2 separate regions of the Homo sapiens genome follow, and region 2 is linked to region 1. Evidence: read pairs that join two places in POLR2A ChIA-PET (ENCODE). Cell type or tissue: Panc1. All regions are shown on one strand. Links, peaks and the distances in the headings refer to the core of each region. The heading gives the core; the rest is flanking DNA.

Evidence for each region. ChIA-PET counts read pairs that join two places held together with the same protein. Peaks named below come from ENCODE experiments on the same cell type or tissue, not always from the same donor. Only the 100,000 strongest peaks of a DNase experiment are listed, where the experiment ranks them.
Region 2: POLR2A ChIA-PET joins it to region 1 with 28 read pairs; 34 of 35 experiments call an interaction of 5 or more read pairs at or near these places.

Annotation. Positions count from the first base shown.
Region 1 is chr1:26,625,345-26,636,131 of GRCh38, forward strand. No RefSeq gene overlaps it. Among named protein-coding and RNA genes, the nearest start is that of ARID1A, 65 kb to the right of the region's middle. In Panc1, for the core only: no CTCF peak of the experiment used is centred there; no DNase peak of the experiment used is centred there.
Region 2 is chr1:26,676,891-26,687,677 of GRCh38, forward strand. No RefSeq gene overlaps it. Among named protein-coding and RNA genes, the nearest start is that of ARID1A, 14 kb to the right of the region's middle. RefSeq lists an enhancer at 1,051-1,100. In Panc1, for the core only: no CTCF peak of the experiment used is centred there; no DNase peak of the experiment used is centred there; H3K27ac peaks cover 876 bases.

The DNA.
Region 1 (10,787 bases), core at 1,291-9,290:
GGGAGGCTGAGACAGGAGAATCGCTTGAACCTGGGAGGTGGAGGTTGCAGTGAGCCGAGATGCGCCATTGCACTCCAGCCTGGGCAACAAGAGCAAAACTCCGTCTCAAAAAAAAAAAAAAAAATTAAAGGTCCGGGTGCAGTGGCCCATGCCTGTAATCCCAGTACTTTGGGAGGCCGAGGCGGGAGGATCACGAGGTCAGGAATTCGAGACCAGCCTGGCCAGCATGGTGAAACCCCATCTCTACTAAAAATACAAAAAAATTGGCTGGGCATAGTGGGGCATTCCTGTAATTCCAGCTACTTGGGAGGCTTAAGCAGGAGAATTGCTTGAACCTGGGAGATGGAGGTTGCAGTGAGCCGAGATCACGCCACTGCACTCCAGCCTGGGCGACAGGGCAAGACTCCATCTCAAAAAAAAAGAAAAAAAATTAAATAAAGAAAGAAAATCACTTTACAGTCAAGTGATTGAACATATAACTGAAACCTAAGTACTTTTTGACCAATTTAGAAAGCGTTGCATTTAAACTGTATTTTTCAAATTTACCTTTCTGATGTGACCTTATGAGCTTTAGTTTCTTTTGGCTCCTTTAAAATATTTCTGCCAAGCTTCTGCCTCTGTGTCCAGAGTTCACTGCAACTTCAACCTCATTGTTACATCCTGGTCTGCAAACTGATACCTCTTATGGGGTTGGTGCTATAAGATAATGTAACTGGGTTTTCAGTCCTATTTTATTTCTAATATTTAAATTCAGAACTTTAATCGGAAGAACCCCAAGAACATTGTCTTTCTTAAGTAAAATGAAAAAATTATATGTGAAAATGTGTTACCTCTTATTAAATCCAAGGTTAATTTTAAGAACCTTTGTATATTACTGTATTGATATTCATAACCTACAACAATGGCCCATGTACATTAGAGTCAAAATGCTGTGGTTCATGTATTACTGAACTGGAGAGCAGTGGCACTATTTAATTTCTTGAGGGAAAATCACATTGTAGACCAACACCTATAGAAAAATTGATAGCAATTGTCAGCTTTATCATAATGGAATTCAGACATTTCCTTTATCATCAGCCTCTAGGTGAATAATAATATAAATGTAGGGAAAGGGCAAGGTTTTCCTTACAATAGGATGATAACTAGTAAATATAGATAGAATGATGGAGTAAGAAACTTATTCGTGGATGCTAAAACTAGTGGGTGGCAGTTTGATAAGGAGAGGGTTATTTACATAGGAAAGTATCTGTCCATAAGTTACTTAATAGTTACAAGGGAAAATAGTGGAGGAACCTCATTACCACTGCTTTAACCAAGTCATGAAACCTAATATCACTGATATTAGGACCAACTGACTTCCATGGGCCTCCTAATAAGAAGCACTGAGGACACAACATTGCTTCAATGGTAACCCTGCCCAAAATGCACAAGCTGAATCTAATCACGAGAAAATCTCAGACCAACCCAAACTGAGGGCCTTTTATAGAATAACTGGCCTGTACTGTTCACAAATGTCGAGGTCAGAAAACAGAAAGAAAAGACTGAGGAACTAGTACAGATTAAGGTAGACAAAAGAGACATGACAGCTAAAGGCAGTATGTGATCTTGGATTTGATTCCAGACCAGGAAAAAAATAGTCTTATATCATATTTTTAGGGCTCATGCCTATAACCCCAGCACTTTGGGAGGCTGAGGCAGGAGGCTCTCTCTCAAGGCCAGGAATTGGAGACCAGCCTAGGCAATATAGTGAGACCTACTCTCTACAACAAAAATTTATAAATTAGCCTGATGTGGTGGCACATGCCTGTAGGCCTAGCTACTTGGCAGGCAAGAGGATTGCTTGAGCCCAGGAGTTTGAAGTTGCAGTGAACTATGATTCAGCCATTGCATTCCAGCTGGGCAACAGAACAAGGCTCTGTCTCTATCAAAATAATAATATTTTTAGGACAACTAACGAAATGTAATATGGACTATGAATTAGTTGATAGTATTACATCAATGTTAAATGTCCTGATTTTTATATCTATACTGTGGTAACATAAGACAATGACCTTGTTTGTTTTTTTTTTTGTTTTTTTTTTTGAGACGGAGTCTCGCTCTGTCACCCAGGCTGGAGTGCAGTGGCGCGATCTCAGCTCACTGCAAGCTCTGCCTCCCAGGTTCACGCCATTCTCCTGCCTCAGCCTCCCGAGTAGCTGGGACTATAGGCGCCCGCCACCACGCCTGGCTAATTTTTTTGTATTTTTAGTAGAGATGGGGTTTCACCGTGTTAGCCAGGATGGTCTCGATCTCCTGACCTCGTGATCCACCTGCCTCGGCCTCCCAAAGTGCTGGGATTACAGGCTTGAGCCACCGCGCCCGGCCGACCTTGTTATTAAGAAATACACTCAGGGGTAATGAGTCTCGAATATATCTCAAATATTTCAGGAAAAAATGTGCATATATTTATAACTATGTATGTAAAGAGAGAATAATAAAGCAAATGGAGCAAAATGTAATTAATTTATGAATTTGGATAAAGGACTTCTGGGAGTTTCTTGTACTGTTCTTGAAATTTTTCTCTAAGTTGGAAATTATATTGTTTTAGATCATTTGTTCCACATCTTCATTTTGAAGAGGTGAAAATTCAGATTTTGAAAGATGAAGATTTGCTGAAGGTCACACAACAATTTAGTGGCAGAGTTAGGGCCAAAACCCAGATCTGCAGAAGTCAGTCCTCGTTTTACAACACCAACTGAATCCTTTGGTGTTTTTTTGGATGGCAAAGGTTGAGCCACCCCTTTTTACTTCTCTTTTTTAGTTTTTTAGTTCCTTAGAGCTAGTTCCTTTTATTAGGGAACCAGAGTAACGTAACTAAATGCTTCTTTCAGTTCCTTCGTGATTAGGCAAAGATCAGTTTGAAGTTTTTGAGCTGTGGAGTTTGGAATATCCTTTACCTTTTGTAGGCTCAATGTCTTTCTTATTGCCAGCCTTTTCCTGCATATGGTTTGTTTCTTTTATATGGTATTATTTGTACTCCCTCTCCCATATAATGATGTATTATTGTTTAAATTTCTTTCTGTAAGCCACTGCATTTCAAGGTCTCATAAATATTATCTACTCTAAAGATAATTGGCCTGGTGCAGTGGCTCATGTCTGTAATACCAGCACTTTGGAAGGCTGAGGCAGGTGGATCACTTGAGGTCAGGCGTTCGAGACCAGCCTGGCCAACATGGTGAAACTCCATCTCTACTAAAATTACAAAAATTAGCTGGGCGTGGTGGTGTGCACCTGTAGTCCCAGCTACCTGGGAGGCTGAGGCAGGAGAATTGCTTGAACCTGGGAGGCAGAGGTTTCAGTGAGCCGAGATCGTGCCACTGCATTCCAGCCTGGGCGACACAGAGAGACTCCATTTCAAAAAATAAATAAAATAAAATAAAAAGATAATTGCATGGTTTTCATTTCTGTGATTCTATGACTCAGTTTCCTTAATTGGTAGACAACTAAGGCATAATATACTGAAAAAAAGGAGAATATAGCATCTCAGAATTATATTCTTTTTTTAAACTTTTATTTTAGATTTGGGGATACATGTAAATATCAGTTACATCGGTAAACTCATGTCATGGGGGTTTGTTGTAGAGATTATTTCATCACCCAGGATGAAACCAGTACCCAATAGTTATCTTTTCTGCTTAAACCCAGTACCCAATAGTTATCTTTTCTGCTCTTCTCCCTCCTCCCACCCTCCACCCTCAAATAGACCCCAGTATCTCTTGTTTCCTTCTTTGTGTTCATAAGTTCTCATCATTTAGCTCCCACTTATAAGTGAGAATATGCGGTCTGGTTTTCTGTTCCTGCATTCGTTTGCTGAGGATAATAGCCTCCACCTCCATCCATGTTCCTGCAAAAGACAGGATCATGTTCTTTTTTATGGTTGCATCAAAATTACATTCTTAAAGGGTTTAATCTAATCACAATAATAGAACTTAATAGTTTTAGTGGTTAACTGAGTAATATCAGCTTTGTCAAAAAATTAAGAAATCAAATCTATCATTTTCCACATAAATCGGCTAACTGCTAATTGTCGTCAGTGTGAGCACTCCTTGTCTCCAAATGAGATAATGTAAAATATTAAGTTAGACCATATGAAATTGTCATTTTCATAGCAATCGAATATCAACAATTTCATATGGTTCAACCTAATATCAGTAATGATATTACGAAGTAGTGGCATATTTTCTCTTCTCTTACTTCATTAGTAGAAGCACTTAAAGACAGCTCAAGAGTCACCTGCTCTTTATTCTCCAACTTCTCAGTTTTCTTTCCCTACCTTGGCTGTTCTTCTATGCTGACAATCGCTATGAGATTCTTGCTAGGCTTCAGATTCCTCCAAATTTCCATCTTGGCTTACATTAGCTTTCACCACCTGGGAGCCTTCTTTTCTTTCTTTTTCTTTCTTTCTTTTTTTTTTTTTTGAGACGGAGTCTTGCTCTGTGGCCCAGGCTGGAGTGTAATGGCACGATCTTGGCTCACTGCAACCTCCACCTCCTGGGTTCAAGCAATTCTCCTGCCTCAGCCTCCTGAGTAGCTGGGATTACAGGTGCCCGCCACCACACCTGGCTAATTTTTGTATTTTTAGTAGAGATGGGGTTTCACCATTTTGGCCAGGCTGGTCTTGAACTCCTGACCTCATGATCCACCCGTCTCGGCCTCCCAAAGTGCTGGGATTACAGGTGTGAGCCACTTCGCCCAGCCTCTCAGCACCCACATTCTATCTGGACCTTAGATTATTTATTTATTTATTTATTTATGATGCAGTCTCACCCTGTTGCCTAGGCTAGAGTGTAGCAGTGTGATGATGGCTCACTGTAGCCTTGACGTCCTGGGCTCAGGTGATCCTCCCACCTCAGCCTCCCAACTTAGGAAGGTTAGAGTCCTTCCTAAGATTTATGGGGTTAGGCTGGGTGCGGTGGCTCACACCTGTAATCCCAGCACTTTAGGAGGTTGAGGCAGGAGAATCACTTGAGCTCAGGAGTTTGAGACCAGCCTGGGCAACATAGTGAGACCTCGTCTCAATTTATAAAAAAACAAGGCCTCCCTCGGTAAAGTCCCTCTTGGTTAAAAGTGGATTTGGCACTATGGGATGTTAACCACCATTCTGTTTGGATTAATCTGCCTTGCAATCTTTGCTGATGGCTGTGGGTGACAGGATTAGGCAAGTATAGAATCACGGGATATGGGGAGCTTTTTTTCTCCCCAAAGGGAGAAACTTGAGAGCTGATGGGACTGCTGGAAAAAAAAAAATCCCTTCCTGACTCACAAGCAGCCACCTGAGCTTTTGATTCAGTGTCGCTGCAATGGGTGGGCCTTTCTCTGGCCTCCCTAGCTCCTAGCCTTCCCCACCCCACTGCAGGCAATGCTTCTCTTTCTCTCTGACTCCTTTCCCTTTCCTGTCTTTTCTGTACTCAGGGCAACTGTCTATTCTTCCTTCTTGCCCAGAGACCACATGTTGAAATTCCTGGTTGGAGGTCATTCCACCCCATACTGAGTGGATCAAAGATGACAGGGCCCAACCGGAGGCAAGTTTGAGCTTTGCCAGTTAAATATTGGCCACTAAGGGGAATGGCTAATGTCTATGTTTTGTGACACGTATTTTGCTCTGGTTGGAATGGGAAAGGTTAATTTGGTTCCCCCATGCAGCTAGTTGGGTGGCATCTTGCAAAATTGAGAGGCTTTTGCCTGTGGTTCCGTGAAATGGAAAACGATGATTTTCTTTCTTTCTTTCTTTCTTTTTGAGACAGAGGCTCACTCTGTTGCCCAGGCTGCAGTGCAGTGGCGCGATCTTGGCTCACGACAACCTCCACCTTCCTCATTCAAGCAATTCTCCTGCCTCAGCCTCCCGACTAGCTGGGACTACAGGCATGCGCCACCATGCCTGGCTAATTTTTGTATTTTTAGTAGAGACCAGGTTTCACTAAGTTGGCCAGGCTGGCCTGGAACTCCTGACCTCATGATCCGCCCGCCTCAGCCTCCCAAAGTGCTGGGATTATAGGCGTGAGCCACTGTGCCCAGCGATGATTTTCCTTTGTATTGTGGCTAGGCCCCCAGGGCTATGGTGCAGCAAGCAGGGTTGCTAGGGCCACTCAGGAAAAGGGAACCCGGCTGGGAGTGGTGGTTCAGGTTGAAGTCAGGAGTTCAAGACCAGCCTGGCCAACATGTACAAAAGTACAAAAATTAGCTGGGCATAGTGGTATGCACCTGTAATCCCAGCTATCTGGGAGGCCGAGGCAGGAGAATCGCTTGAACCCAGGAGGTGGAGGTTGCAGTGAGCCAAGACCGTGCCACTGCACTCCAGCCTGGGTGACAGAGTGAGACTCCATCTCACAAAAGAGAAAAAAAAAAAGGAAAAGGGAACCCCAGAAACCTGGCATGCTGGCAAAAGGGTAAGAGTTTCTTACCAGTCAGACTTCTGGCCTCTCCTCTGTGCAAACTGGTTGTGGGAACAGTAAAAATCATTGTCTCCTCTGCAAATTTTTGATTAATTAAAGATTCATGAGGCTAGTCTTAAGCTATAGCAAATGTGGTGTGCTTTGTGCTATGAATTTATCTTTCTGTATTGTTCTGTCATAAAAAGAAGTACCTTAGGATAGAACATGGACTTAGGGCCTCATAAGCCTGCTGTTCAAGCCAGCCTGGCAAACTGGTCAGTTACAAACTTTGTTGGAGGTCCCTGAAACAAAAACTGGATAAAATTTCCCTCTTGTCTTGTTTTATGTCCTTGGGAGCTTGACCTTGTAACCACGTGGTGGTACTTTCTCTTGGTTTCCGCCATCCAGAGGACAGGAATTTTGGAGTTCATGTCATAGTTAGCTCTAAAAATTATCTTGAGTAGTTAAAAGCCTTTGCAAGCTCAAAATTGACTGCTCTAGGCTCCGTCTGGGAAGAGCAATGGAAACTGCCTAATGCTGTAGCTTAGTAGCTAAGGTTTTGTCTTTTCACAATGGCACCCTGGGTTAAATTTTCAGCCTAGAGAATAAATACTTTCTGGTTGATATTTGTGTGACCTTTGCCACTTGTTGATTTCCTTCCCCTCTATGTACAACTTCTGACTTCCCATCTTGAATTTTTTCTTCTCTGAACACCTGGGAGGTTACCTTTGGTAAAGTTCAAAAGCCAGAAATATAGGCTGTTTGGCCTAGCTAGAGTCTGATAATAAAAGATTTGGTTAAGTCAGCTTAATTAAAAGTAGATATCCAAACTATGCATATATTAAAAGGTTTTTATGCTTTTTTCACTTCTTGGATCTTATTTTTCTGAAGAAAAAAAGTTCTTTTATTCTCAGTCAACTGAATTGTTTTTAAAGTATACTCCTACAAACAAAATTTGGAGCATCTTCCTTTCTCCCTGGTTTCTCCAAACTTTGGAAACTGTTTGTAAGTATTCTTACTTATGGCAATACAGTTATTTGCATAAGTGCAATAAGAATCTGTCTTTTGGCTGGGCGTGGTGGCTCATGCCTGTAATCCCAGCACTTTGGGAGGCCGAGGCAGGTGGATCACCTGAGGTCAGGAGTTCAAGACCAGCCTGGCAAACATGGTGAAACCCCATCTCTACTAAAAATACAAAAATTAGCTGGGTGTGGTGGCAGGTGCCTGTAATCCCAGCTACTCTGGAGGCTGAGGCAGAAGAATCACTTGAACCCGGGAGGCAGAAGTTGCAGTGAGCTGAGATCGTGCCACTGCACTCCAGCCTGGGTGACAGAGCAAGACTATCTCAAAAAAAAAAAAAAAAAAAAATCTGTCTTTTGTAACAGAACACAGTTGGAGATACTCATTAATTTATCAAGGCTTTGACTGAAATGGCATGCTTTCAGGTACAAACAGACTGTTTTAAGGAATTGAAGTTGACTTATAGAGCTAATAAAATCCCCTTGGGGGAGCTGGGCGCGGTGGCTCATGCCTGTAATCCCAGCACTTTGGGAGGCCGACGTGGGCAGATCACGAGGTCAGGAAATCAAGACCATCTTGGCCAACATGGTGAAACCCCGTCTCTACTAAAAATACAAAAAATTAGCCAGGCGTGGTGGCAGGTGCCTGTAGTCCCAGCTACTCAGGAGGCTGAGGCAGGAGAATGGCGTGAACCCAGGAGGCGGAGCTTGCAGTGAGCCGAGATCGCGCCACTGCACTCCAGCCTGGGCGACAGAGTGAGACTCCGTCTCAAAAAACAAACAAACAAAAAACCCTTGGGGGCTAGGCACGGTGGCTCACGCCTGTAATCCCAACACTTTGGGAGGCTGAGGTGAGTGGATCACCTGAAGTCAGGAGTTCAAGACCAGGCTGGCCAACATTGTGAAATTCCACCTCTACTAAAAATACAAAAATTAGGCAGGCATGGTGGCGCATGCCTGTAATCCCAGCTACTAAGGAGGCTAAGGCAGGAGATTTGCTTGAACCTGGGCCACGGAGGTTGCAGTGAGCCGGGATCATGCCACTGCACTGCAGCCTGGGTGACAGAGCAAGACTCTGTCTCCAAAAAAAAAAACACTTGGGGAAAAAAATGTTCTCATACCTTGTCTACGCAGGCCCTGTGCAGGGTTACAGGGTTCCTGACCTATGATGATAAGTAAAGAATGTCACGTTCTGACAAGCCTAGGAACCCCATGTTATCTTTGGACCTCAAGAGGAGAGGAATTTACCTTACTCATATAGGTATTTGATGGCACAAACCCATGGCCGAGCTTAAGGCTTTAAAAAGTCTTATCTTGCCAGGCATGGTGGCTCATGCCTGTAATCCCAGCACTTTGGGAGGCTGAGGCAGGTGGATCATCTGAGGTCGGGAGATCGAGACCATCCTGGCTAACACGGTGAAACCCCGTTTCTACTAAAAATACAAAAAAATTAGCCAGGCATGGTGGCACATGCCTGTAATCCCAGCTACTTGAAAGGCTGAGACAGGAGAATCACTTGAACCCGGGAGGTGGAGGTTTAGGTGAGCCGAGATTGCACCATTGCACTCCAGCCTGGGCAACAAGAGCGAAACTCTGTCTCAAAAAAAAAAAAAAAAAAATTCTTACCTGAGATTTCTCATGGAACAAAGTTCCATCAAAGCCAATTTACAAATGAGCCTATATGGGAAATTATTATTCTTGCTGTGCTTTATGCAAATAATCAGGCCAAGTATAATAAGACTAAAGCTTATTTTGCAAACAAATTAGTCCTATCATGATTTGTTTTTAATAAAAATGAGGACTGGAGAGAGAAAAATTATGTGTAGTTTTTTTTTGTTTTTTGTTTTTTGTATTTTTTGAGACAGAGTCTCACTCTGTCGCCCAGGCTGGAGTCCAGTGGCACAATCTCAGCTTACTGCAATCTCTGCCTCCTGGGTTCAAGCGATTCTCCTGCCTCAGTCTCCCAAGTAGCTGGGATTACAGGCGCCTGTCACTACGCCCAGCTAATTTTTTGTATTTTTAGTAGAGGCGAGGTTTCACCATGTTGGCTAGGCTTGTCTCGAACTCTTAACCTTGTGATTCGCCCGCCTCAGCCTCCCAAAGTGCTGGTATTACAGGTGTGAGCCACTGCGCCCAGCCGAAAAATTATTATTATTATTATTATTATTATTATTATTATTTTGAGACAGAGTCTCACTCTTTCGCCCAGGCCAGACTGCAGTGGCGCTATCTCGGCTCACTGCAGACTCTGCCTCCCTGGTTCATGCCATTCTCCTGCCTCAGCCTCCCGAGTAGCTGGGACTACAGGCCCCTGCCACCGTGCCCGGCTAATTTTTTGTATTTGTAGTAGAGACGGGGTTTCACCGTGTTACCCAGGATGGTCTCGATCTCCTGACCTTGTGATCCGCCCGCCTTGGCCTCCCAAAGTGCTGGGATTACAGGCGTGAGCCACCGCGCCCGGCCCAAAAAATTATGTTTTAAGAAATATGCTACACCTGTTATTAGAGTCTAGTCTCATCAGTTGTTTTTGAGGGTTTTTTTTCTGCAATTTATACCAACCCTGGTTATTCCTGCCAATCAACCAGTGATCTCTGACTGCAGCTCAGAAGAAACAAGAGGGATGGATAGTGTAAAAATCTGGATCAGTATTCTAATTCTGGGCACGTACTGGAATCAGCTAGTGATTCCATATTAGCTTGATTCCAGCAATTGCTCAGTTAATGGAAAGCCTTCTTATTTAGTTTACTTGGGATAATTTTTCTTATTTTGCTTTACTGTTGTGGAATATATTGCTGTTGTACCCTTTGTGTAGGAATGCAGGATAAGCTTACTCAATGTTTTCTTTTTTCTTTTTTTCCTCCAACCTCTCCTCCCCCTCAATGTTTTCTTAAATTTAATCCTTGTTAATCTTCCAGATATCCCCTTTTGTCGAAATTCATAGTTATGAATGGTCCTTACTATACTGATGCTTCCTGACTGAGCTCCTCTCTACCCTGAATACAAGAGACCCTAGTAGTTAGGCAGGAATATCATTGTCCCTGTTTAGCCTGAAGAAGTTACGGAAGATGGATTTTTGTCCCTCTAAAACCCTTAGGATTAAGAGTCCCCTTGTAAAAGGGAGGGGAGAAATATGTCAGAGGCATTTGAACCAGAGTGACTTTATCTTGAATAGGGGCTGGGTAAAATAAGGCTGAGACCTACTAGGCTGCATTCCCAGGAGGCTAGGCATTCTTAGTCATAGGATGAGATAGGAGGTCGGCACAAGATACAGGTCACAAAGAGCTTGCTGATAAAATAAGATGTAAAGAGACCAGCCAAGCCCCACAAAAACCAAGATGGTGGCCAGGCGTAGTGGCTC
Region 2 (10,787 bases), core at 1,425-9,424, 52 kb after region 1:
GAATAAATATCATAGAGTGGCAATGAGAGTCTGAGGTAGATAAGTGCCTGCAGCCTTAATTTGGAAAGATTTTCCCAGGAATAAGAGCTTGAAGTGGAGATATACGGTCTACTCAGGGAGTTCAGGGTCGTGCATGATAATCTGTAATGGAACTATGCACCCCAGAATGAACTTTGACAAGGTCCCAGATTCAGGCATGAACATTTAGGGAAAGTATTTTAATTACTATGCTAGTTTTTCTTTGGGACTGATAATTTAAGTGTGTTTCTTAAAAATTTGTGTTTGGGTAGCTTTATTTATTCAGGAAGAACATCTTTATTTTTTTGGAAAACAGAAAACCTTTTCCTTGTTTTGCCATTCAGCAGGGCAGAATGTTTAGACTGATTCTTTTTTATAGAAGTAACTTAAGCATACCCAAATGTCTAAGTATACAGTTGTACCCCTTGACGTGACAAGAGAAAACAATCCAGGTGGAAATGAACAGTGAGAGACGTGTAGGTTCCCTATTCTTTGAGGAGTAACATAGGGAAATGAAAGTGAACTGAAGAGAGGAAGAAAAGTGGAAGCTGAAGAAACAGCCAAGATAATCAGGAAGAGAGATTTAAAATCACGCTCCTCTTGAGCTCCATGTGCATTTGCGCTTGCTTCTTTCTCTGCCTCTTGGTTGTTTCAAGGTACCAGGCATGAGTTCCCACACAGCACACCCTCGACCTCTCCTGGTCACACTCTGTCATGAGTCACAACCTTGATTGTGAACACAGCAAAGAGCAGGGCTCTCAGGGAGGAAGACAGTGCCTGATCCAGTGTCCACTACTTCAAGAAATGGGCATAAGGTGGCAGCACTGGTAGCACCTGCAGGTGTCTTGGAGAGGAAGCTTGGCCAAGGGCCAGCTGCACTTGAGCTGCTAAGTCCCAGGGAGAAAATGGAAAAAAAGAACTCTGCTAAAGTCCTCCTTACTAGAGTAGTCAGTAACGGGAGGAGAAAGGCTTCTCGTAGGGGAACGACGGTAGTCAGGAACTCCACTGGGAGGAGTGGGTGAGAGGGTCACATTGCTGTCTGGCACCCACACATCTGTTGGAAGAATGCTACCACTTATGAGAAAGGATTGAGACAGGTGAACAACATGGATGAAACTTGAAAACAGTATGCTAAATGAAAGAAACCAGTCACAAAAGACTGCATATTATATGACTCCATTTTTAAAAAATGTCCATGAATACACAAATCTGTAGAAATGGAAAGTAGATATTTTTCTTTCTTTTCTTTTCTTTTTTTTTTTTTTTTTTTTGAGATGGAATCTTACTCTGTTACCCACGCTGGAGTGCAGTCTTGCGATCTCTGCCCATTGCAACCTCTACCTCTTGGGTTCGTGCAATTCTCCTGCCTCAACCTCCCAAGTAATCGAGATTACAGGTGCCTGCCACTAGACCTGGCTAATTTTTGTATTTTCAGTAGAGATGGGGTTTCACCATGTTGGCCGGGCTAGTCTCAAACTTCTGACTTCAGGTGATCTGCCCACCTCGGCCTCCCAAAGTGCTGGGATTACAGGTGTAAGCCATCACCCCTGGCGTACAGAAAGTAGATTAATGGTTGCCTAGGGCTTGAAGCTGGGGAGAATGGGGAGAGGAGGCTAAAGGGTATGGAGTTTCTTTTCAGGATGATGAGATGTTCTAAAATTGATTGTGGTGATGGTTGCATAACTCTGAATATGCTGAAACCATTGAATTGTACAATTTGATGGGTGAATTGTAATTATATTTCAAAGCTGTCATAAAAAATGACTGATGAACATTTATTTAAAAATCAGACAGTAAAGGTTATAATGTGAGTGCATTCTTACCATCTTTCCCCTCCCTGGTCCTATGAATGTGGATGGCCACAATGGGAGTAAGAGGCATCCCTCTTCGTGGAACCACCCATCTTTTTTTTTTTTTTTGAGACAGGGTCTCGCTTTTTTATTCTAGGCTTACTATAGCTTTTACCTCCTGGAATCAAGGGATCTCCCACCTTAGCCTCCTTAGTAACTGGAAGGGAACCACCCATCCTTGAGACAGTGCCTCTCAGCCGGGCGCCATGGCCCACGCCTGTAATCCCAGCCCTTTGGGAGGCCGAGGTGGGCAGATCACGAGGTCAGGAGATTGAGACCATCCTGGCTAATACGGTGAAACCCCGTCTCTACTAAAAATACAAAAAATTAGTTGGGCGTGGTGGCGGGCACCTGTGATCCCAGCTACTTGGAAGGCTGAGGCAGGAGAATGGCGTGAACCCGGGAGGCAGAGGTTGCAGCGAACAGAGATCACACAATTGCACTCCAGCCTGGTGACAGAGTGAGACTCTGTCTCAAAAAAAAAAAAAAAAAAGACCGTGCCTCTCAAACTATTTTATTTTAGAGACCAGGTCTCTATATAACTGTTGGCCAGAGTAGTCTTAAACTCCTGGCCTCAAGCAATCCTTCTGCCTTGACCTCCAAAAGCACTGGAATTACAAGCATGAGCCATCACACCTGGCCAGGCTTCAAACTTTAATTTGCAGAAAAATAACCTGGAATATTGTCAAAATGCAGATTCTGTTTCAGAAGGTCTGAAGTGGGGCCTGAGATTGTGCATTTCTAAGATGCTCCAAGGTGAGGTTTAAACTGCTAATCCTAGGATCACACTCAGAAATGAGAAGCTCTAAGAGACCCAAAGAAATTATATTCTTTGATTGGGATCAGTACACACACACACACACACACACACACACACACACACACACACACAGATGCTTCTACTAACAGTTAATATTAGTACCTTGAAAAAGTACATTTCTAACATTATTGGATTTATTGCACATTTTTATTGAAAACCTCAGAATTCAGAATTTATAAGAGAGCTGAGTTTGAATCCTGACTCCATCATTTACCAGTATTGTAACCTTAAATTACATAATCTATATGAGCCTCAGTTTCTTTGCTTATATAGGACATAATAATGCCTCTTATTGGATTTTTGTGAGTATTAGAGACTATATAGCACACACATAATAGTCACTTGTGAGATAGCTTCTATTATTATTATTATTATTATTATTTGAGACAGGGTCTTGCTCTGTCACTCAGGCTGGAGTGCAATGGTGCAATCATAGCTCACTGTAACCTCGAACTCCTGGGCTCAAGCAGTTCTGCCTCAGTCTCCCCAGTAGCTGGTTCTGCAGGCATGAACCACCATGCTGGGCAAATTTTTTTACTGTGGAGATTAAGTCTGGCTATGTTGCCCAGGCTGGTCTCAAACTCTTGGCCTCAAGCAATCCCCCTGCCTTGGCCTCCCAAATTGCTGGGATTATAGGCACGAGCCACCATGCCTGGCCCAAGATAGCATCTATCAATGTGGCAAAATTTGTGTGAGATGAAGGATCTACCACACTTTCGTTTTCATGTTTATATTACTCCATATTTTCTTTTAAATCTTCTAAATCTCCCAAATCTTCAAATTTTGGTTCTGTAAGAGATGCTTCCCTAAGATATTTTTTCTTCTTTCATTTGAAGACATCACTGTCGTTTAGACCTCTAGTAATATCTATATGGAATATAATTTTTTTCTTTTGTTGAGATGGCATCTTGCTCTGTTACCCAGGCTGGAGTGCAGTGGCAGGATCTGGGCTCACTGCAACCTCTGCCTTCCAGGTTCAAATGATTCTCCTGCCTGAGCCTCCCAAGTAGGTGGGATTACAGGGGCCCATGACCACGCCCGGCTAATTTTTGTATTTTTAGTAGAGATAGGGTTTCTTCATGTTAGCCAGGCTGGTCTTGAACTCCTGATCTAAGGTGATCTGCCCACCTCGGCCTCCCAAAGTGCTGGGATTGCAGGCATGAGCCATCACATCCAGCCTGTATCATTTGGAAGCGATGTATTATTTGGAACCAATCCAAATAAAAGACAACACACACCTATGTGTGGGTGCAGTGGCTCATGCCTGTAATCCCAACACATTGAGAGGGTGAGGCAAGCAGATCACTTGAGGTCAGGAGTTCAAGACCAGCTTGGGCAACATGGCAAAACCCTGTCTCTACAAAACATACAAAAATTAGTCAGGCATGGTGATGTGTGCCTGTAGTTCCAGCTGCTCCAGAGGCTGGGGTGGTAGGAGCACTTGAACCCAGGATGTTGAGGCTACAGTGAGCCAATATCATGTCACTGCACTCCAGCTCGGGCAACAGAGTGAGACCCTGTCTCAAAAAAAAAATAAAAATAAAAATAAAAAAAAGGGCCCAGCTGTAATCCCAGCACTTTGGGAGGCTAAGGCAGGTGGATCACCTGAGGTCAAGACGAGCCTGGCCAACATGGGGAAACCCCATCTCGACTCAAAATGCAAAATTTAGCCAGGCGTGGTGGTGTGCGTCTATAATCCCAGCTCCTCAGGAGGCGGTGGCAAGAGAATCACTTGAACCTGGGAGGTAGAGGTTGCAGTGAGCTGAGATCATGGCACTGCACTCCAGCCTGGGCAACAGAGCAAGAGTCTGTCTCTAAATAAATAAATAAATAAATAAAGTGATTCAAAGTAAAAGCTTAGGCTGTGTGCAGTGGCTCATGCCTGTAACCCCAGCACTTTGGGAGGCCGAGGCAGGTGGATCACTTGAGATCAGGAGCTTGAGACCAGCCTGGCCAACATGGTGAAACCCCGTCTCTACTAAAAATACAAAAAAATTAGTTGGGCGCGGTGGCACCTGCCTGTAGTCCCAGCTACTCAGGAGGCTGAGGCAGGAGAATCACTTGAACTCGGGAGGCAGAGGTTGCAGTGAGCCAAGATTGTGCCATTGCACTCCAGCCTAGGCAACAGAGTGAAACCCTGTCTCAAAAAAAAAAAAAAAAAAAAAACAAAGTAAAAGTTTAGAATATTCAGTAAGGATCCAGTTGCAGTGGCTCACACCTCTAAGCAGGAGGATTGCTTGAGCTCAAGAGTTTGAGACCATCCTGGGTAACATAGTGAGACCCCATCTCTACAAAAAAACAAACAGAAAAATTAGCCCAGTGTGGTGGTGTGCTCCTGTAGTCACAGCTACTTGGGAGGCTGAGGTGGGAGGATCACTTGAACCCAGGAGGTCGAAGCTGCAGTGAGCCATGATCACACCATTGCATTCCAGTCACTGCACTGCAGCCTAGGTGAAAAAACGGGACCCGTCTTAAAAAAAAAAAAAAAAAAAAAAAAAAAAGGCCAGGCACAGTGGCTCACACCTGTAATCCCAGAACTTTGGGAGGCCGAGGCAGGCAGATCATGAGGTCAAGAGATTGAGACCATCTTGGCCAGCATGGAGAAACCCCGTCTCTACTAAAAATACAAAGAAAAAAAAAAATTAGCTGGGCGTGGTGGCACTCGCCTGTAGTCCCAGCTACTCGGGAGGCTGAGGCAGGAGAATCACTTGAACCCGGGAGGCGGAGGTTGCAGTGAGCCAAGATCATGCCATTGCACTCCAGCCTGGACAACAGAGAGAGACTCTATCTCAAAAGCAAAACAAAACAAAACAAACAAACAAAAAACAAAACAAAAAAAGAAAGAAAGAAAGAAGGAAGGAAGGGAGGGAGGGAGGGAGGAAGGAAGGAAAGAAAGAAAAAGAAATTCAAAAAGGAATTTTGGTCTCTGATTTTTAAGTGTAAAGCTGAAATAATTCAACAAAATTTATTTTTATTTTTGTTACAAATTCTTTCATACTTAGTTACATCATTGTGGTTTGTGGCCTCTGTTGTTTTCCTTTTCCTTTACAGGTACACCAGGCAAGTTCTCCTAATGCCTGGCCCTCAGGGAAGCTTATAGAGTGAGGCAATTTGGAAAACCCTGTTTTGGAACTGAGTTGCTCCTCAATAGCTCCCCATGGAAGAAGGATTCCTAGTACTGTACATCACTGGCACACAACTTGGTCTGGAGTGAGGACTGTGGCTTCCTTCTTGAGGCACTCTGACCCAGGAGATTCACAGACTGGAGCACCAGGTGATCACCCAGGCACCTTGTCCTCCCATGTAATACTTGAGCTAGTCTCCTCTGAGTGTTATAATGACAGACCCAAGAGGCTGCCCAATTTGTTTGCTTTCATTTTGTTTTTATATTCTTTCAACTTTTAGGCTGACCTTATCTCCCTGATTTTCCTCGTCTAGGGAAGAAAATGTGACATATACTGTCACAGGCAAGTTTCTAGCACACCATACCATGTTAGTGAAATGTGCTTCTTCCTTTTTTTTTTTTTTTTTTTTTGAGATGGAGTCCTGCTTTGTCACCGAGGCTGGAGTGCAATGGCCTGATCTCAGCTCACTGCAAACTCCACCTCCCAGGTTCAAGCTATTCTCCTGCCTCAGCCTCCTGAGTAGCTGGGACTACAGGTGCGCTCCACCATGCCTAGCTAATTTTTTAGTAGAGATGGGGTTTCACCATGTTAGCCAGGATGATCCACCCGCCTCAGCCTCCCAAAGTGCTGGGATTACAGGGGCGAGCCACCATGCCCAGCCTGCTTCTTCCTTTTTTCAATTTTTTTTTTTTTTTTTTTGGAGACGAGTCTCACTCTGTTGCCCAGGCTGGAGTGCAGTGGCACAATCTCAGTTCACTGCAACCTCTGCCTCCTGGGCTCAAGTGATCCTCCTGCCTCAGCCTCCTGAGTAGCTGGGACTACAGGCACATGCCACCATGCCTGGCTAATTTTTGTATTTTTGATACAGACGGGTTTTTTCACCATGTTGCCCAGGCTGGTCTCGAACTCCTGGACTCAAGTGATCCTACACCGTCAGCCTCCCAAAGTGCTGGGATTACAGGTGTGAGCCACCATGCTGGACCTTGCTTTTTCCTTTTAAAATAATTTTTCAATATACTTTTATAAATTTGACCTCTTGCCAACAACTTTCTATTACTGTGTACCCAGCACTACCCATATGAATGCCTAAGCAGTATAGAACTTAAGAATTTGTTTTCTTCTCTTTTCTAAATTATTAGGAGTCTAATGCTGTCAACTGGTAAATGTTTTGAGTTTAAGGTAAACATCACATAGTTAACAAATACTTTTACAAATGCTATAACAGACAATTGGGTTTGGGGCCAGGCATGGTGGCTCACACTTCCAATCCCAGCACTTTGGGAGGCTCAGGCGGGCGGGTCGCTTGAGCCCAGGAGTTCGAGGCCAGCCAGGGCAACAGGGCAAAAACCTGTCTCCACCAAAAATACAAAAATTAGCTGGGCGTGGTGGTGTACACCTGTAGTCCCAGCTACTAGGAGGCTGAAGTGAGAGGATCGCTTGAGCCCAGGAGTTTGAGGCCAGCCAGGGCAACATGGCAAAAACCCATCTCCAGCAAAAATACAAAAGTTAGCCAGGTGTGGTGGTGTACACTTGTAGTCCCAGCTACTAGGAGGCTGAGGTGGGAGGGTTGCTGAGCCCAGGAGGTAGAGCCTTCAGTGAGCTGAGATCACGCCACTGCACTCCAGCCTAGGTGACAGAGTGAGACCCCATGTCAATTTAAAAAAAAAAAGAAAAAAAAAAAGAAATAAAAAGAAAATTGAGTTTGGAGATGCCATTTTTTAAAAACTTTTTTTTTTTTTTTGAGATAGAGTCCCTCTCTATCACCCAGGCTGGAGGGCAGTGGCGCAATCTTGGCTCACTGCAACTCCACCTCCCGAGTTCAAGTGATTCTCCTGCCTCAGCCTCCCAAGTAGCTGGGACTACAGGCGCATGACACCACACCCGGCTAATTTTTGTATTTTTGGGAGAGATGGGTTTTGCCGTGTTTGCCAGGCTGGTCTTGAACTCCTGACCTCACGTGATCCTCCCACCTCGGCCTCCCAAGTGCTGGGATTACAGGCATGAGCCACTGCGCCTGCCCTAAAATCTTTTTTTTTTTTAAATAGAGAATTCTGTTGAACACATATTTTCAAACTTGAAAAATAAAACAAGGGGTCTACATAGTCAATGCAGCTTTGAATATTTAAAATTTCTTCAGGTAACTGTTCTGCTTTGTGTCGCTGCTAGGTGAGGCACTCAAAAAGGCTGAACTGAAGGAACGAACTAGCTGAAAGGGACAGCCACACTTTCATGGAGTGAGGAAGTGCTGGTTGCCAGTCTGGGACTTCCCAGGTCACTAATTTTGAAACCCACCAAACACTGATCTAATGATCAAATTCTAGTCTTTCAGTAGCAAGGATTGAAAGATTGGAAGACTTTATTCTGTTTCCTCATTGGAAGACTTTATTCTGTTTCCTCACCTAGCACCAGGATTCTGTTGGGGAGTTCCAATGAAAGGGACTCTAAGTGGGGCTTGCTCTTTCCTTTCTCATCTGTCCAATTAAGGAAATTATTTGATTTGGCGCATCTTAGCCATTCATTTTGGTGGACAGATGTTTCTCTTGCTACAAAGACCAAGGACCATTCTAAACCCAGACTTAGCTGAATCAGTAGAACAAATATCTTATGATTCCACATAGCTGCCTTAGGAGCACTGGGTTTCAAAACCATGCAGGAATCCTTGGCATGAGCACTGTTATGTACAGGAGCCTGAGTTTGAGAGCATACGGTGTGGTATAAATTTTACATTGTGTACATTTTTGTGCTATTTAGTCCAAGTATAATCACCCAGTGTGAGAGCCTAAGTGACCCTGAGACAAAAAAAAAAAAAAAAGGAAAAGTCCCAGCGCAGTGGCTCATGCCTGTGATTCCCAGAACTTTGGGAGGCCAAGGCAGGCGGATCATGAGGTCAGGAGTTTGAGAGAAGCCTGGCCAACATGGTGAAACCCCATCTCTACTAAAAATACAAAAATTAGCCGGGCACGGTGGAGGTTGCAGTGAGCCGAGATCGCGCCACTGCACTCCAGCCTGGGCAACGGAGCAAAACTCCCTCTCAAAAAAAAAAAAGAAAGAAAAACAAAAAAGAGAAGAGCGAGAAGGAAAGGGAAGAGCAGAAGAAAAGGATAAGTTACTTTAATTATCTTATCCTCTACAAGAAAAAAATGACTAATGTGTGAACCTGAGTATCAGAGTAGTAATAATGTTGATATTAATACCTTTGATAATTATACCAGTGACCTCAAAGTACAAAAAAAACCTCATTATTTTCCTTGTACTCACCAAAACCTCTTTAAGTTCCCATAAAATAGGAGTTGCCATGTCTTCAGTTTTTCCTTGTTTTTCTTCTCTTTGTTCATGGGCTTTCTTGGAAAATGAGGGTTTTGTTTTGTTTTGTTTTGTTTTCAGACTGAGTCTTGCTGTGTCACCCTGGCTGGAGTGCAGTGGTGCGATCTTGCCTCACTGCAACCTCCTCCTCCCGGGTTCAAACAATTCTCATGCCTCAGCCTCCCAAATAGCTGGGATTACAGGTGCCTGCCACCAAGCCCAGCTAATTTTTGTATTTTTAGTAGAGACGGGTGTTCACCATGTTGGCCAGGCTAGTCTTGAACTCCTGACATCAAGTGATCAGCCCGCCTCAGCCTCCCAAAGTGCTGGGATTACAGGTGTGAGCCACCGGGCCTGGCCTGTTTTTGTTTTAAAGATGACATCTCCATGTGTTGCCCAGGAGTGTGGTAGCTATTCACAGGCACAATTATAGCGAACTGTAGCCTTGGATTCCAGGCCCCAGGAAATACTCCCACCTCAGCCTCCCGAGTAGCCACTGTACCTGACAAAATGAGGGATCTTGATCTGAGTGCTAGGAACTTATAAACAAATATTGAATCCAACAGGCTTGTACTATTTTGGAGGTATGTTTTTCCTTTTAAGTAGATATCAGCTTATAATGTACTTTATGGGAGGTACAACAGTAGTGTATACTCAATGTTGTATATCATAGTAGAGTAATTATAAGAGGATCTCCCATTTATAGTAAACTGAATGAAAGGATTGACATCCCAAACCAAAAAGTGGAAAATGGCAAACTGGTTTCAAAATATCATAGTGAAGAGATGGCTATTCTACTGGAGGGGACCCTCTGCTCTGATGCTTCTAAGCAGACATAGTCCTTATAACTGGATTTTGTGAGTCTATTTGAAATCCTGGTTATTACAGTTTATGAATGGATACAGCCATTTGGAAACCTGACTTAGAATGAAAGTCTAGACATTTGTCTCAAAAGTAGAGCTAGCTCTCAAACTATATGCTCCTTGCTTTGAATACTGAGTAGGGCATAAGCCTTTAACTTTCCTTTCCTCATCTCCTACTCCCACTCACTTCCAAGAAGAACACCTCTGTAGAGTTTTCATCTGTCTTTGTAGTACTCCATTCCTGTAAATTCCTTCTCCACGTTTTTGCTATTTCATTTAGTTTGGAAAATGGCAGTGTGGAATATGTTTGGTATAACCTTAATCCTGGCCAGCGTCTCTGATCCCTAAAAAAAAAAGTATACATACATATATATATATATAAAAATATATATATATTTAGAGAGAGAGCGAGTGTGTGTTTTCTGGGGTTAAAAACACAGAAGTAAAAACCTTAAACACAATAGAAAACAAACCTCCCTTATTATCCAGGTCCCCTGCATATTTTTAGTTGTTTAGAAAATGTTTCTCCTGGGTCGGGCATGGTGGCTCATGCCTGTAATCCCAGCACTTTGGGAGGCCAAGGCGGGTGGATTACCTGAGGTTGGGAGTTCGAGACCAGCCTGACCAACATGGAGAAACCCCCGTCTCTACTAAAAATACAAAAATTAGCCTGGCGGGGTGGCGCATGCCTGTAATCCCAGCTACTTGGGAGGCTGAGGCAGGAGAATCGCTTGAACCTGGGAAGTGGAGGTTGTCGTGATCCAAGATCGGGCCATTGCACTCCAGCCTGGGCAACAAGAGTGAAACT